5 separate regions of the Homo sapiens genome follow, and all the other regions are linked to region 5. A link is a contact called in ENCODE Hi-C or POLR2A ChIA-PET data. All regions are on one chromosome and are shown on one strand. Each heading gives the region's core, a stretch centred on a gene start or an enhancer-like site at or near the end of the contact. The rest is flanking DNA. Distances are from core to core; before and after follow the strand shown.

The links. A loop is a pair of places that touch in the nucleus more often than their neighbours do. ChIA-PET counts read pairs that join two places held with the same protein, here RNA polymerase II (POLR2A). Pooled maps may share reads with other maps.
Region 1: a pooled map shows a loop between it and region 5 (4-fold over the local background). The contact joins the promoter of INTS7 here to the enhancer-like site in region 5. A Hi-C loop is called at or near these places in 1 of 168 maps with a recorded cell type or tissue (posterior vena cava) and 6 of 50 pooled maps. POLR2A ChIA-PET finds 5 or more read pairs at or near these places in 1 of 52 experiments (PC-9).
Region 2: a pooled map shows a loop between it and region 5 (4-fold over the local background). The contact joins the promoter of LINC00467 here to the enhancer-like site in region 5. A Hi-C loop is called at or near these places in 2 of 37 single-sample maps with no recorded cell type and 8 of 50 pooled maps.
Region 3: a map with no recorded cell type shows a loop between it and region 5 (5-fold over the local background). The contact joins two enhancer-like sites. A Hi-C loop is called at or near these places in 1 of 168 maps with a recorded cell type or tissue (OCI-LY7), 5 of 37 single-sample maps with no recorded cell type and 10 of 50 pooled maps.
Region 4: a loop to region 5 is called in a pooled map, with 2.3 times the contacts of the local background. The contact joins two enhancer-like sites. A Hi-C loop is called at or near these places in 2 of 50 pooled maps. POLR2A ChIA-PET finds 5 or more read pairs at or near these places in 2 of 52 experiments (H1 and OCI-LY7).

What each region holds. Positions count from the first base shown.
Region 1 is chr1:212,034,198-212,036,897 of GRCh38, reverse strand. It overlaps INTS7 (integrator complex subunit 7), which reads left to right and starts at 1,341. Exons shown (of 20, transcript NM_015434.4): 1 at 1,341-1,554. The coding sequence starts at 1,461. It overlaps DTL (denticleless E3 ubiquitin protein ligase adapter), which reads right to left and starts at 1,150. Exons shown (of 15, transcript NM_016448.4): 1 at 956-1,150. The coding sequence starts at 1,007. RefSeq lists enhancers at 331-865, 881-1,120, 866-1,402, 1,281-1,490.
Region 2 is chr1:211,381,420-211,384,119 of GRCh38, reverse strand. LINC00467 (long intergenic non-protein coding RNA 467) reads right to left here and starts at 1,365. Exons shown (of 6, transcript NR_026761.2): 1 at 1,195-1,365. LOC124904504 (a long non-coding RNA gene) reads left to right here and starts at 1,376. Exons shown (of 2, transcript XR_007066868.1): 1 at 1,376-1,527; 2 at 1,722-2,700. It overlaps LOC107985259 (a long non-coding RNA gene), which reads left to right. Exons shown (of 2, transcript XR_001738447.1): 1 at 1-849; 2 at 1,166-1,294. RefSeq lists an enhancer at 1,183-1,252.
Region 3 is chr1:211,514,056-211,516,755 of GRCh38, reverse strand. No RefSeq gene overlaps it. Among named protein-coding and RNA genes, the nearest start is that of RD3, 23 kb to the right of the region's middle. RefSeq lists silencers at 1,069-1,428, 2,441-2,530. Within about 2 kb of position 1,360, at least 13 of the 41 ENCODE cell types and tissues checked have a DNase peak (open chromatin) inside an H3K27ac peak, as active enhancers do.
Region 4 is chr1:211,605,214-211,607,913 of GRCh38, reverse strand. LOC105372903 (a long non-coding RNA gene) reads left to right here. Exons shown (of 2, transcript XR_001738450.2): 2 at 681-2,700. Among named protein-coding and RNA genes, the nearest start is that of SLC30A1, 27 kb to the right of the region's middle. Within about 2 kb of position 1,318, at least 10 of the 41 ENCODE cell types and tissues checked have a DNase peak (open chromatin) inside an H3K27ac peak, as active enhancers do.
Region 5 is chr1:210,342,233-210,344,932 of GRCh38, reverse strand. The region is part of intron 1 of HHAT (hedgehog acyltransferase); the gene reads right to left. Among named protein-coding and RNA genes, the nearest start is that of HHAT, 15 kb to the right of the region's middle. Within about 2 kb of position 1,337, at least 5 of the 41 ENCODE cell types and tissues checked have a DNase peak (open chromatin) inside an H3K27ac peak, as active enhancers do.

The DNA of each region.
Region 1 (2,700 bases), core at 92-2,591, 1.7 Mb before region 5:
GCTGAATATAAAAATTCCCTTCTCAGGTTCGTTTTCCACATAGTTTCAAGGGGAAAAAGAACCTCTGGCTATAGTCGACCTTCACATGAGTGAGATTTTATTTCTGTCCAAGGTTAATCTGGGTAGTTAGCTCCCTTATCTGAAACTTACCAAAAAGTTTAAGTTGATGACATCCAAATCTAACCTCAAATCTCTTATTGCCAATGTTTTAGCGTAAGAAAATAAGTTAGATTTCTACGTATTAACATGGGAATACGTTCAACTTATACCATTAAAGTGAAAAAACTGGACGTTTTGATCCGATTTCTGAAAATAATAGGTATTACCTCTAGCGTCGAAAACATCTGGAATAATATACTTCAATCTATTAACAGGGGTCATCTCTGGCGGATGTGGTTACAGGCATCTTTCACTCTATAATTTAAATTTTTATGACCGTGTAGTAAACGGGGAAAATAAGATTTTGTTCCTGTTAGAAGCAGATATCCTGTCTTCTCTGCTTGACTGAGTTCCTTAACAGCGGGTCATATTCACTGGTATATACCTATAGCACATAGCTGGGCTCACTAAGATTCTACAACAAACGAATGAATTAATCAATGATTAGGAGTTTTGAGCATCTCAAATAACCGTTGAAGGAAACATATACACACAAATGCATGCATTTTCCCGTTAACGCGCAATGGAGATGTAAGCTGTAAGGGGCCTTGGAAGGCAGTTATTTCGACGTCCCTGCCTACGTTACGATTTTAAAAGCCCGATTACGATTACAAGTGTCCCGAGGGGATGAAAGTACAGCTTTCTTTAGTAGTCCCTGCTAACACTAATTTACCCTTGCCATGGGAGAACTCAGAAGCTGAGTTCAGAATTGGAGTCGGCCCTGGTCGGAGGTGGCGTGTGTTTCGGGGGAAATGAATTCCGCCAGCTCCGAGCAGCGGTTGGGACCGTTACTCACCATTTCTCAGGACGCCAAGCTGGGGCTGGCGGAGCACCGAATTGAAGAGCATCAGGGTCGGAGGAAAAGCCTCAGCTGAGAGAAAAGTCGTAGAAATGCCTCCAAGTTCAGCAGAAATCGCAGCTTGCGCCTCTCACAACACAAATCGTTATCGCCTCCAACTCCCGCCACTGTAAGCCCCGGCCGCCAAACTCCGCGCCAAACTGACGTCACGCTCTCTGATTGGCTTCCGAGCGACGTCCGGGCGCCTCAGAGTCATTTCCCCCTTCGGATCCCCGCCTCCTTTTCTCCCAGCCGCGGGAACCTGGAGTCCAAGAGCTCCTTGAGCGCCTGCGCAGGGGGTAGCAGAGGCGCGGACAAACCGCGGGGTGACCAGGGCGCATGCGTAACAGGGCTTGACAGCGCGCGGAAGAAAAACCAGCAAGAAGGCGGCGGGGGAAGATGGCGGTCCTGGGGTAGAGTTTGCAAGCTTTCTGACTAGGCTAGTCGAGTAACTATTCGGGTCATGGCGTCAAACTCAACTAAGTCTTTCCTGGCAGATGCCGGCTATGGCGAACAGGAACTGGATGCCAACTCTGCCCTTATGGAATTGGACAAAGGTATTCGAAAGAGAGGGCTGAATGGGTGAAACAGGCGTGGGGGGAAGTGGCGCCACCAGGTGGTGGTTGCTTTGGGAGAAGACGGATAGGCGCATGCGCATGTCTTCGCTGGGCGGGGAGCGCCTGTGCTTTTGCTGGGGCGTGGGCTTTGACCCCTTCGGGAGGTTGCGGGAAATTTGCAGGATTGTGTGACTGGCCTTATACCGGCTAAACAAGTAGCGAGCTCTAGTGAGAGGCCCGTTTTGACCACTTGAGGGAGCAGTCCCCCGATTTTCTAAGCAGTGACAGTGGCTAGTTTCTAAGAGACACTGCAAAGAAATTGTGAAATTGGTTTTCAGTCTGTTCAGTTGAGACCAGGTCTTCATGAAATGTGCTGAATAGTAATCTTGCACCGACTTGACAGCGATTCATTTGATTTCCATAGCTCTGTTACCTGCGGGTTACAAGGCAGGCTAAACCTGGCCAAGACCATAAAAAAGCAAGGGCCCTGCTCATTCTCTGCGGACAAGTTCCAGGAGTTCTGTTGCCGTACAGGGAGCAGCTTGGTGTAGAGGGAGCTTTGGGGTTACACTGAGTTAAGTTTCAATGCCGCTGATTTTATGATTAACTTCATCTAGCCTCGGCTTGTCGTCTGCAAAGTGGGTACAGTACCATTGAGCCGGCAGAATTGTATTAAGTGACTTAATGGTATGCAAAAGAAGCATTTAGTAAATGCTGAAGAGATATACCTCCCTTCTTAGATGTGGATATGGGAGGCAAGGTCGGAAATTTGTTAGTAAAGAACTCGACTAGTAATATGAAACCTTTATTTCATATTGAGGATTTTTATTGTACGGGAAACATTTCGGCAGCTGGTATACAATTAAATCTTGATTAATCGTAGCCAATATATAATGTTGGAGAACTGGACTAGAACTCAGAAGGGTTTGAGCCACTTCCCAGTTTTCTGAGTTGGACATGTCTATTAACTTTTTTGGGACTCTTTTTCTGTTTATTTTTTAAACTGTGAATATTTTTAGTGGGTTAGTCTAAATAAGAGTTTCTCAGGCTCTTAAAAAAGCTTTTACCTTATTTTGATAAACACAAAAATTTCACAGCCCCCTAATGGGATATTCCTTTGGTTGAGTCTCAGTATCTTTAGTGCAC
Region 2 (2,700 bases), core at 116-2,615, 1.0 Mb before region 5:
TTTGTCCAAAGTTGCTCTTATACAATTTGTATTCTGTGCAACTGAGATGGGATTTATCTGCTATTTTATGTGGCCTTTTTATGAAGGCCTTTTCATGTTTCTCCTTCAGGTCGGAACTAAACCTCAGAGTTCTTCAAAACCCCAATTACCTTTATTGTCTTACATAAGCTAGCTGCCCAAATGTTTGCTGAGAATAGTGATAACCATTGTCATATTGAGGTAGAGGAAGGGGGCTGGTTGGTGGGTACTGGTTTAGGGGTACTTTTTTAAGGAAGCATGAGCACATTTTGGATATGCAAAATATTATTAAGTTTAGAGCTTAGATTTGGAAAAACAACACTTAAGCGTCTGTGTAAGGAGAGCTCTGAGAAAAGGGTTTTCAGACAGAACCCAAATTTCTCAAGAAGAACCCTCTAAACAGCATTAAGGAAAAAAATTCCTCTGTAGAAGCAACTAAGAAAAAAAGGAATACTCAGTATTTGGGAAAGAGAAAGGAATGAATGATAACAACACCAGATTGAGTAAGCTACACAATAAATCCAAATTTCAGCCCTACCACATCCAACCTATGTTGCCTTGAGCAAATTATTAAACTTTTCTGTGCCTCAATTTTCTCATGTCTGCCTACTTAAGGACTGCGTGGGAAGATTAAATAAAATGCATGTAAAGCACTTAGGTCAGTACCTTACTCTTAAGGCACTCTTAAGGGTTTGAGAAGGAAGGGAGGGACGTTAAGTGGAATGGTCCTTGGTACATTTTTGTTCCGCGGCAGTAGGATTCTGAAACAGAGGACATAATTACAAAGAAAGTTGGAGTAAGAAGTGGTGGTGCGGGCATCACATTTTCCTGGTGAGTATCTGAGGGCCCATCACAACTGTAGGAAGCGGAAGGGCTAATAAGTGTCAGGCCAAGAGCACACCCTCCAGGGTGCATCTGAGAAGTCGGCGGCCGTCGAGTATTAGCACTTAAATACTACGAGAGCTTTCATGACAAAGGACACATCTTTTGGGGAAACTCAGAGCTTGGGAGCGGCCTCATTAGCGGGGGACCGGGCAGAGGGGGGCTACCAACAGTCCCCTCGGAGTGACCGAAGGGAGATTGAGGAAAGAGTGAGGTGGGAAGAAAATGGCGGCGCGGCTTCTACCGGTTTGCCTTCACACTCTAGCCACAGCCCCGGCTGGAACGGTCACTTACTGGAAACTGCAGAGAAACAACCTGTTTGGTCCGACTTGACAACCTCAACCGGACCGAAGGTGCTGAACAACCAGTGCGGCGAGCGCCGCGAAACCCAACGCCCGACCGCGTAGGGAACGTCACAGCGCGCGCACGCGCAACAGTCGACTAGAAATGTCCGGCCTACGCCACAGAGCGGGGCGGGAGCGGAAGCGACTCTTCCGGTCGCGGGAGCCTTAGGCAAGAGCTGCTGGACTGGAGGGAGGGAGGGGAGGGGAGGGGAGGGGCGCGGGGACTCAAGCCACGGTTTTTGTGTCCGCGGCTGCACCCCTCTCGAAGCGTTTTCACGCACATGTGAGAAACCTCACACCCTGGGGCCGATTTCTTTAGTAGATTGGCGCCCAAATGGCAAAGATTTCCAGGGATTTGTTTGGGATTCCATATTTTTGTAGATTTGCCGAGATTGGATACTAGTACAATATTGAGAATTCCCGTCCAGCAATGTGGCTATTTTTTTAAATTAATTCAGTTCTCCCTTTGTTTTTCAGGTAAAGCGTTGCAGTTCGCTTGGTGTTGTGCGCATTTAACATTTTTTCATAGCTATTTTTGTTATTGTAGTTTGTTTTTACTAATAGACTATTAATCCATTAGTATCCTTGTATAAGAATGGCTTTTGATTGTTGATCTATCTGGACACTTCACTAAACGTTCGTATTCTAAAAATTTGACAGGCAGTCCTCTTTGATTTGTAGGTAAGAATTTATCTGTAAAGAACAATTTTGGCTTTTCCCAAGAATCCAGTGCAACACTGAATAGTAGCCGGAGGTACTTATTTCTTACCAGGAGTTATTTTGGATTGCATCTTAGGTTTCATTCAAGATATCTTCTGCAGGTTTATGGTGTGTGTGTGTGTGGGTGTATAGGCAAATTATGTTCTTTTCGTAGTTTACCATATCGGTTTTTTTTTTAATCAGCAAATGACTAAGTTTTACCAAGTATTTTCAGTATCAGTCTTTGAGATGATTGTATGGCCTTTTTTCCATTACTCTACAATAAAATAACTACAATAATAGATTTTCTAATGGTGAGCCAAACTTAGAATCCTGGTATCTTATTTTTTCAATATATTGCTGGATGCAATTTGCTGTGTAGTTAATTTTGGATTTTCATGTATGCACCTAAGTTAGATTGGCTTATGGTTTTCTTTTGCTGTCCTTGTCTAGTTTTGGTATCAGGTTGTGCTAGGAGTCAGACAGGTTAACTTATTTTTGTATGACCTGGAATAGACATAGCATGTGTGAATGATACATTTCTTAGGTTTTGAAGAACTCATCTTTAAAGCCTTCTGGGTGTGGTGCCATCTTAATGGATAGTTTTGTTTTTTATATAGCGTCCATCGTTATTGATACCTAGAATTTTTTCTTTTGCTTCTTGAGAAAATTAGTTTTTTCTAGAAAAGTATTGGCCGGGTGCGGTGACTCACGCCTGTGATCCCAGCACATTGGGAGGCCGAGGAGGGCGGATCAC
Region 3 (2,700 bases), core at 111-2,610, 1.2 Mb before region 5:
CTGGGGCGGGAATAGCAAGGACACAGGCATCATGGGGGCAGATTTGACCACACTGGCTCTGGGCTGTCAAGACAGCCAATCTGGGCTGCTGTCTCTGGCTGCTGTTATGGCTTCATTCCCGGGGCCACTCCACTTAATACAGGGACAGTACTTCAGGTCCGTCTGCCCAGTGCAGTCACATCAGGAGCACCACGGCAGCCGAAGTGAAACCTGGCCAGTCATAGGCAATAACCTTTGACCTGCTGGCAGGTGGGTGTTAGGTTAAATGTTAAGTGACCGGCCGGTCACGGTGGCTCATGCCTGTAATCCCAGCATTTTGGGAGGCTGAGGAGGGCGGATCACCTGAGGTCGGGAGTTCAAGACCAGCCTGACCAACATGGAGAAACCCCATCTATACAAAAAATACGAAATTAGCCAGGCGTGGTGGTGCATGCCTGTAATCCCAGCCACTGGGGAGGCTGAGGCAGGAGAATCGCTGGAACCCGGGAGGCGGAGGCTGCGGTGAGCCGAGATAGCGCCGTTGCACTCCAGCCTGGGCAACAAGAGCGAAACTCCGTCTTTAAAAAAAATTGTTAAGTGACCTCAACTATGTGGCCATGGGGAATTAGAGAGAGTAGAATAGAATCCCCTGTGGGTTGCAAGTGGGAGATGCTGGGATTTTTGAGCATCTTTACTGGTGATCCCTACGGCTGAATTAGGAGAGCTCTCCTGGCACCCGGGAAAGCTTTAACCTCTGGAGTGGCCTTCACAGGAGACAGCCTCAGGATGCTGGGAGAGCCCCTGACCCTCCACAACCTACTACCAATTCCTGCGCGCCGTTCCTTGGGCATGAGGTCCTGAACCTGGTGGAGGAAGGGTAGCAATGCCTTCCATTGTATTGGTTACATGCTTCTTACAGTCAATTAATTGGTTCGATCTTTTCCAGACAGTGCCGGGCTAGAGGCTGACCTTCCCCACTCCCGACCTTGGCTTCTTGAATAACCTCACAGGCCACGGGGCATGCGGGGTGCGCGTGCGTGGCTGGGCCGGCGTAGTCAGCCGGGCGGGAAGGTTTACGGCTTTGGGGAGGCGCCGCCTTGCCGCCCTGACACCGCCCCGCCAGGCCAGCCCGCCGCTCGGTGGCCCCGCCGGCTTCCCGCGGTCGGGACGGGCGCCCCCTGCTGATTGTGGGCGGCGGCGCACCGAGGAGCGGCCCCTGGGAAGCCCAAGACCTCGCCGCGGCTCGAACCCCGCGACCCTCGGCCCGGAGGGAGGTCCTGGCTGCGGGGAGCTGCCCAGACCGCGGTGACTCAGCTAGGTGGCACCGGGAGAGCTGAAGCGGGCGCCCCGCTGGGCCTGGCCACAGGACGGTTAATGATTAATGTTCCATACCGGGTGGAGACGTCGAAGGGGAGGGAGGCCCAGGGGCGCGTCTTGGCCCTGGCTGTGCCTGCAGGAAGCAGAGGCCCAGACGGGGAGAGACTCAGGCCTGGGCTGAGGCGGCTGGGGGCAGGGGAAGGAGCAAGCCGTGAACTCTCTCCTCTTCCCACCCCGCACGCCGCCCCCGTTCTCGATGCCCTTCTCCCCTGCCCCGGGAGCCTCCAGGCGCCGCGCTCCTCCTCCCTGCCTTACCAAATGCCCATCCGTGCCCGCCTCGGTGCCAGGCACTGCAGGCCGCTTTCATATAAATGACTGATTGCCTCTTGCCCATTTTACAGATAAACGCAGAAAGCTCAGGTGATGTGCCCATGGGCTCTCAGCTCACAGGCAGAGTGGGGATTCGAACCCAGCCCCGGACACAGACCAGGTGTCCTTCTACTACCCCACCCATTGCTGCCCAACTCCAGAGACACCTACACCCCAATCTACCAACTTAACCACCTGGGCAGAGGAAATAAGAGGCGGTACTGCCCCCGCCTACAGGGATCGCAGCTCCATTCTCTGCCCTCATAACTCATTACCCTAATTTTAGTCAATCAGAAAATCGTGTCAGGGCTGGACGTCAAGCTACCAGGGATAATGGTTCCTGTTGTAAAATGCTCCTTTGAGCTGAAAGCAATCGTGAAGTGAGGCGCCCGGTTCAAGGAGTCAGCCTCCCGACTTGAGAAGCCAACTGTGGTGGTGCCACGAGGCTGCGATTCACAGGCTCCGGTGGAAAGACCAGGGAAGAAACTTATTTACAAAAATGAGAATAAAAAATATTCTGGGCCGGGTGCGATGAGCCATGCTTATAATTCCAGCGCTCTGGGAGGCCAAGGCGAGAGGATCACTTGAGCCCAGGAGTTGGAGGCTACAGCGAGCAGAGCACCACTGTACTCCAGCCTGGACAACAGAGATATTGTCTCTAACAAAAAGGGAGGTGGGGGGAGGAAATAGTATTCTAACACGAAGCTGCAGGTTCTGCACAACAAGTTTAGGTTTTCCTGTTCTCTCTAGGGTAAATGAGGCATGCAGGCGCCTGCACCCTCCGGGCAAGGACAAGGCGTGTGAGAGTCTCTGGGTCTGCCCCAGCGACGCCGTCGGGCCTCTGGGCGGTGCAGCCTGGTCCGGCATCATCCTGGACGCGCGGGTAATCAGGGCTGAGGGAGCCCAAGGTACATTCTGTCCCTCACCACAAGATGTCGCCGCTGCTAATGGTTAGAGGGCTCTCAGCAAGACCAACTCCCAACCCCAGACTCTGAGTCAGAAACTCTGGGGTTGGGGCCCAGCAATTCGTGTTTT
Region 4 (2,700 bases), core at 69-2,568, 1.3 Mb before region 5:
AACATGGCGAAACCCCCTCTCTACTAAAAATACAAAAATTAGCTGAGCCTGGTGGCATGCGCCTGTAATCCCAGCTACTCGGGAGGCTAAGGCAGGAGAATCGAACCTGGGAGGCAGAGGTTGCAGTAAGCCAAGATGGTGCCATTGCATTCCAGCCTGGGCAGCAAAAGTGAAACTGTTTCTGTCTCAGAAAAAAAAAAAAAAAGCAAGCAAGAAAGAAAGAAGTACTAGGAGTTAGTGTCTTATTGGACATCAGGGAAGTGGGTGGACAGTGACAGAGGGAGTCTGACAGAGGGAGTCAAAAATGGCTCCAAGGTCTCTGACCTGGGTGAAATCATGGAACTTCTGCCTGTACCATTAATAACTCCTTTCTCTGAGAGCTGTCTCCTCACTCACAGGGAAGGTCCTCTGTCCTGTTCGTACTGGGTCCCCATTGTTTTTGCAGCCTGGCCCTCCCTCCCTTTCTGGGAATGGACCCTTCCCTCCTGGGAAGCATCCATTGCTCCCTCATCTCTCCACGGCTGTTGTGGAGGTCACTGTGTAAATGCACAGCCTTTGTCTAGGGACGCCGGACCCAAGATGGGTCAATCGGAACTCTTCCTCAGCTTGGGACTAAAGCAAAGAAAGATCTCTCTCTCTCTCTCTCTCTCTCTCTCTGTCTCTCTCAATCTCTCTCGGAGGCTGAAGATGTGATTGGGCCAGCTGGTGACCTGTTGCTGGCCTCATGCTTCCACATGAAGATGCCAGGCTGCAAAACGGAGAAGAAGGAAGCCCATGCAGAGATGGCTTCTGAGTGAGAGCTTAGGAGCAGCTGCCCGGGTGCCCGTAGGCGGTCAGATTTCTAGATGCACTTCCTGTTCTTGGGTTCCGCAAGACACCCTCTGGCTCTTTTGCATACATTTTAAGCAACTACTTCTGAAGTTGGGAAATCAGGAGTAGCCGCTGACTCTAAAGAGAAACTATATCAATTTGGAATGTATTTGCATTATCAGTGAGTTTACTGGAAGTATTAAAGCTGGACCATCACTTGGAGATGTTGTAAGGAAATGTGAACATTTGGCGAACAGACCTTTAAATAAAGAAGGAAGCCATGGGAGTGGCTGAGATCTCCCTGAGAGAAAGTGGAGAGATGTTCAGAGGTAACTTCGTTTAGAAACTTTTATTTAAAAATCACATTTAGAAACTAGAAGGTGTGGGGGGACCCAGTAAAGGAGACAGAAAGGGATTTACCAGAGAGTTGCGGGAGCTACGATTGTGGTGTCAAAGAACCAAAGGGAGGAGCAAATGCAAGATCTCAACCAATAAGGAAGTGTAAGCGACGAAGGGCAGGCCTTGGGGTGGGTCGACTCAGCAGCTCCACCATTTTACTGAGAGCCCAGGTGCTTTCTACCTCTCTGCTCTGCTGTGCTTGGCGTTGGCTTCACCTGAGGGTTGAAGGTTCTTTCCTTGGATGAGAGATAACTGTGAGTAACTGGCACAGTGGAAGGGAGAGAAAGGACACTTTCCCAGCCATGGAATCTGAGCTTCTGTCTTCAGTCTGATTGGGCTATTTTAGATCCTGTGCTCACCCTAGCCCAAAAAGATTCCCCGGAGAAATGCCATTTACTAATACCCTTCGCCTATCAGGAACCACCCCTGTGGACCCAGGAACAGGGTCTGTGTCCCTTGAAGCACGTGACAGCAGAGGACGGGAGGCTCCACCTGAACATGACCAGGGGTCTCCTGGGGAGGAAAAATGGAGATGGAAGCTGCAGAGGAAACGAACAGCTGCCCCCACACATGCCGTACAAGGCCTGCATGGGATGATGTACGTAGAGCTGCATTTAATGTATACTAAAAATCACTGGGCCGTGTTGCTAACTTCTGTTAGCAGAGAATGCAGAAAGGCTGTGGGAGCCTTTCATTGCCAGCTCTACGTGACCCTTCCCCTTATGATCAACACCAGACCAGGGATTTAACTACAAGGCCCTGCCTTACCCAGCTCTTTTTGTCCCCACTTTGCAAAGTTCCTAAAATGTACCAGATTTCTTTCTTCTTCATGGTCTTATATGCTGATCCCTCTGCGGAAAACAGTCTCTGTATTTGTTGCCTTTTCTTACGTAGGTTTCACTTCATGTCATTCCTTAAAGAGCACTTCCCTGTCCTCCTAAACTGAATTAGGTGCCCCCTCCCTGGCTTGTGTCCCTATTGGGATCTAGTTCCAGATTGTAATTATGTTTCTATTATGTTCATGTGTAGCTCTGTGGTATGGGGGCCACATTTGTTCTGCTCACTAGTGAATCCTCAGAGCCTGGCACATGGCAATGCTCAAGACATTTGATGAATGAATTAGCTATTTCATGCACTTCTTCGTCTAACTCTCATGCCTATTGTCTTTTTTAAGCATGTGAGACATCTTTGGAGGTTATTGAATGTAAAGATTTCTACAAAACAGTACCCATTCCAAAAGATTAATGATGTTTAATAAACCTAAATAATAAGGAATGCTTGGAAAGCTCATAAAGTAACAGCAATGGAACAGGGAGATTTTTTAAATCATATTTAAGTAATTTATTGCTTTGCATCAGTTACCCTTACACAGATAAAGCCAAGACTAGAGCAAATTGGTGAACTAGTTAGTTCAACACTGTCTTTGCCCCAGCCCCTATCTCACTAGCTAATTACATTAGCAGACATATATCAAATGTTTCCTCTGTGCTG
Region 5 (2,700 bases), core at 88-2,587:
GGCATGACTTGTTCCGATGCCGGCATGACTTGTTCCGATGACTCGTCTTGAATTGTTGCTCCATCTTGTGAACGGGCTGGCAACATCTGGGGCTCAGCTGGGTTGTAAATTAACTGTACCCTCAAAGCCATCTCCTGGTAGGGGAGATTTTCACAGGTGCCTGTACTATTTCAAGGTCTAGTCTCTGGAACCTCGACTTCAGGCTGAAGGAGCCTAAAGACCCTACTGAAAGCAGATAACAGTGGCCCCAAAGGCTCCCCAAAACGGGAGGCAATTGCAGGGATTTCTAGGAATGTCTGGCTTTTGTTGAATTTGAATTCCAAATTTGGGGTTGATGGCTAAGCCACTTTATGAGGCCTTTAAAAGGGACTAGATTCAGAGCCCCCTGCCTTGGACAGATGAGCATCAACAGGCATTTGATGCCATCACAGAAAAACTTAATAGGACACTCAGTTACATTCACACACTGGGACCATTTAGACACACCAATTCACCTAATGGGCACAGCTGTGGGATGTGGGAGGAAACCAAGTACCCAGAGAAAACCCCTGCAGACATAGCGAGAATGTGCAAACTCCACAGACAGTGGCCCCAGCAGAAACTCCATTTTCTTCTACTCAGTGGTATAAGGAAACAATAACATTGTTTCAATGAAACAATAACATAGTTTCAACAATGCTCTATGTTTTGTAGACAAATACACAGAGATACATAGTAACTAGCGGCAAAACACCAGGTAACTAAGCAGGGAAACTAGCTGTCCCCTCACCCCCAAAATTTAGGAATTGAACCAAATAGTCTCCACTTGACAGCACAGTGATACATTCTGGCACCAAACCCACCTGTGGGGTTCAGGGAGGAGGGGTGGGCTGGTGCAGGGAGAGTCCCAGGCTGTGTCATTTATTGGTTAAGGAAACGGGTAGATAACGGCCTCCCAGATGTTTTCTTATAGGGTTGTTGAAGGGGTTAAATGTAAAATGCTTAGCCCAGGGCCTGGCAGTGAATAAGCACTCAACAAACATTAGTAGTTACTAGTTAGTGAATTTCACTCATCAGGAGCCTACCTAAGCCCTGACCCTGATTTTCTCCCTGAATCAAAGAAATCTGGCTGAACTTCCTGGGGTATGCCCATCCTACGTGCATCTGGACCTCTTTCAGGAAGTTGGCATCCCCAGGGATTTCGTTAATGTCTCATTCCTCTTCTGACGCCCAATCCAAAGCCACCCTGGACAGCAAGCAAACTATCCCCGGGGACCACCCGCAGGCTTTCAGCCCGGTGCCTCTTCCTCACCACCTACGTCTCTGCTACTCCCAAGGGAATGACAGGCAGTACTTTCCACTTTCATTTTCACCTCTCCATTACACGAATGCCACCTCGAAACACCACCACCACACAGACACTCACCCATCCTCCTTAACAGAGCTTTCTTCCTCACACACTCTCTTTTCAACTCTTGCCTGTAGCTGACTGCAATGGTTACTATTTGAGACTGTCACTACGACAGTCACTACTGTTACTACTTGAGACAGTCATTAGGAGACTGAAGGAAGGAGGACGAAGGCAGAAATGAAAACTTAAAAGTAACTATTTTAAAGGAAGGGGCCAGGGGAAGAAGAGAGCTCCCTGCTTCTAGGGAGCAAAGGCAGCAACCTCGAGCTTCTACAGCCCTTTGTTTTTATTGGGCAGAAAGAGCAGGGAGGAGGAGGTAATGACTGGTCAGCTGCTTGATTGATCACAGGTTCACGTTATTGCTAACAGGCTTCAGATTTGCCTAATCACAAGAAACACTGTGCCTGGGTGGTGACTGCCCCCCAGCATTCTTTCTGGGAGGCAGACACAGTTTGTCAGTTTGCCAACAACCTGCTTTCATGAGAAACAGTTTGCTGTTTACTCATATAGTCTCCAGTGGTATACTGAGTTGATCACGACCCTCATTCTTTCGGCCTTCAACACTCGCCCACTTATCTTAGGAAAATTATTTCCCTACTTTGTTTTCCCTGTTTATTTCAGCTGTGCAGCCAGAAAGTAAATCAGAGTAGATATGTCTTAAGGGATTTATGACACAATGTAAAAGAAAAGGAAAACTATATATTTGGGAATATAACTGGAACCTTTTTAAAATGTCCAGGCCCTTAGAGGTTCCCAAAAACTCTCTCACAAAATTACCAAGTTTCCATTTCTCATACTCTAAACAAGCATGTCCCTCTTTAGGCAGAGCAATCAGGCTGAAATCAAGGAGGTTCTTACTCAAATGTGTAAGTGATGTTTCTTTTCTGTTTTCATGCAGTCAGTCCTGCACCAACATTATCAGCTAAGTGGGTAGCTGTGAGATAGCCTAGAAAAGTCATCACCACTTACAGCATCATTTCTATAGAAAACGGCCAATCTATAGGGACACAGCCTGTGTTTAAGTAGCAGTCTACCTGATTAATCTACACAAATGAGATTGCACTATTGATATGTAATAGTGAAGGAGGGTTGTAGGGATGTGTGATGGTGAGATGTGTCTAAGAACACTTCCCCAGTGTGGGAATACTGGTCGGAACTGTAAAGAAGATAAAGTGTGGATGGTTCAGGGAAGGGAGAACAGGAGCCAAGTGGTAAGGAGTCTTAAAACATACGATTTCATGTTTAAATTTTATTTCCTGCAGAAACCTCAGGCTTGCAAGCCAGTACATAAAATTATTTGAATGAAGCTC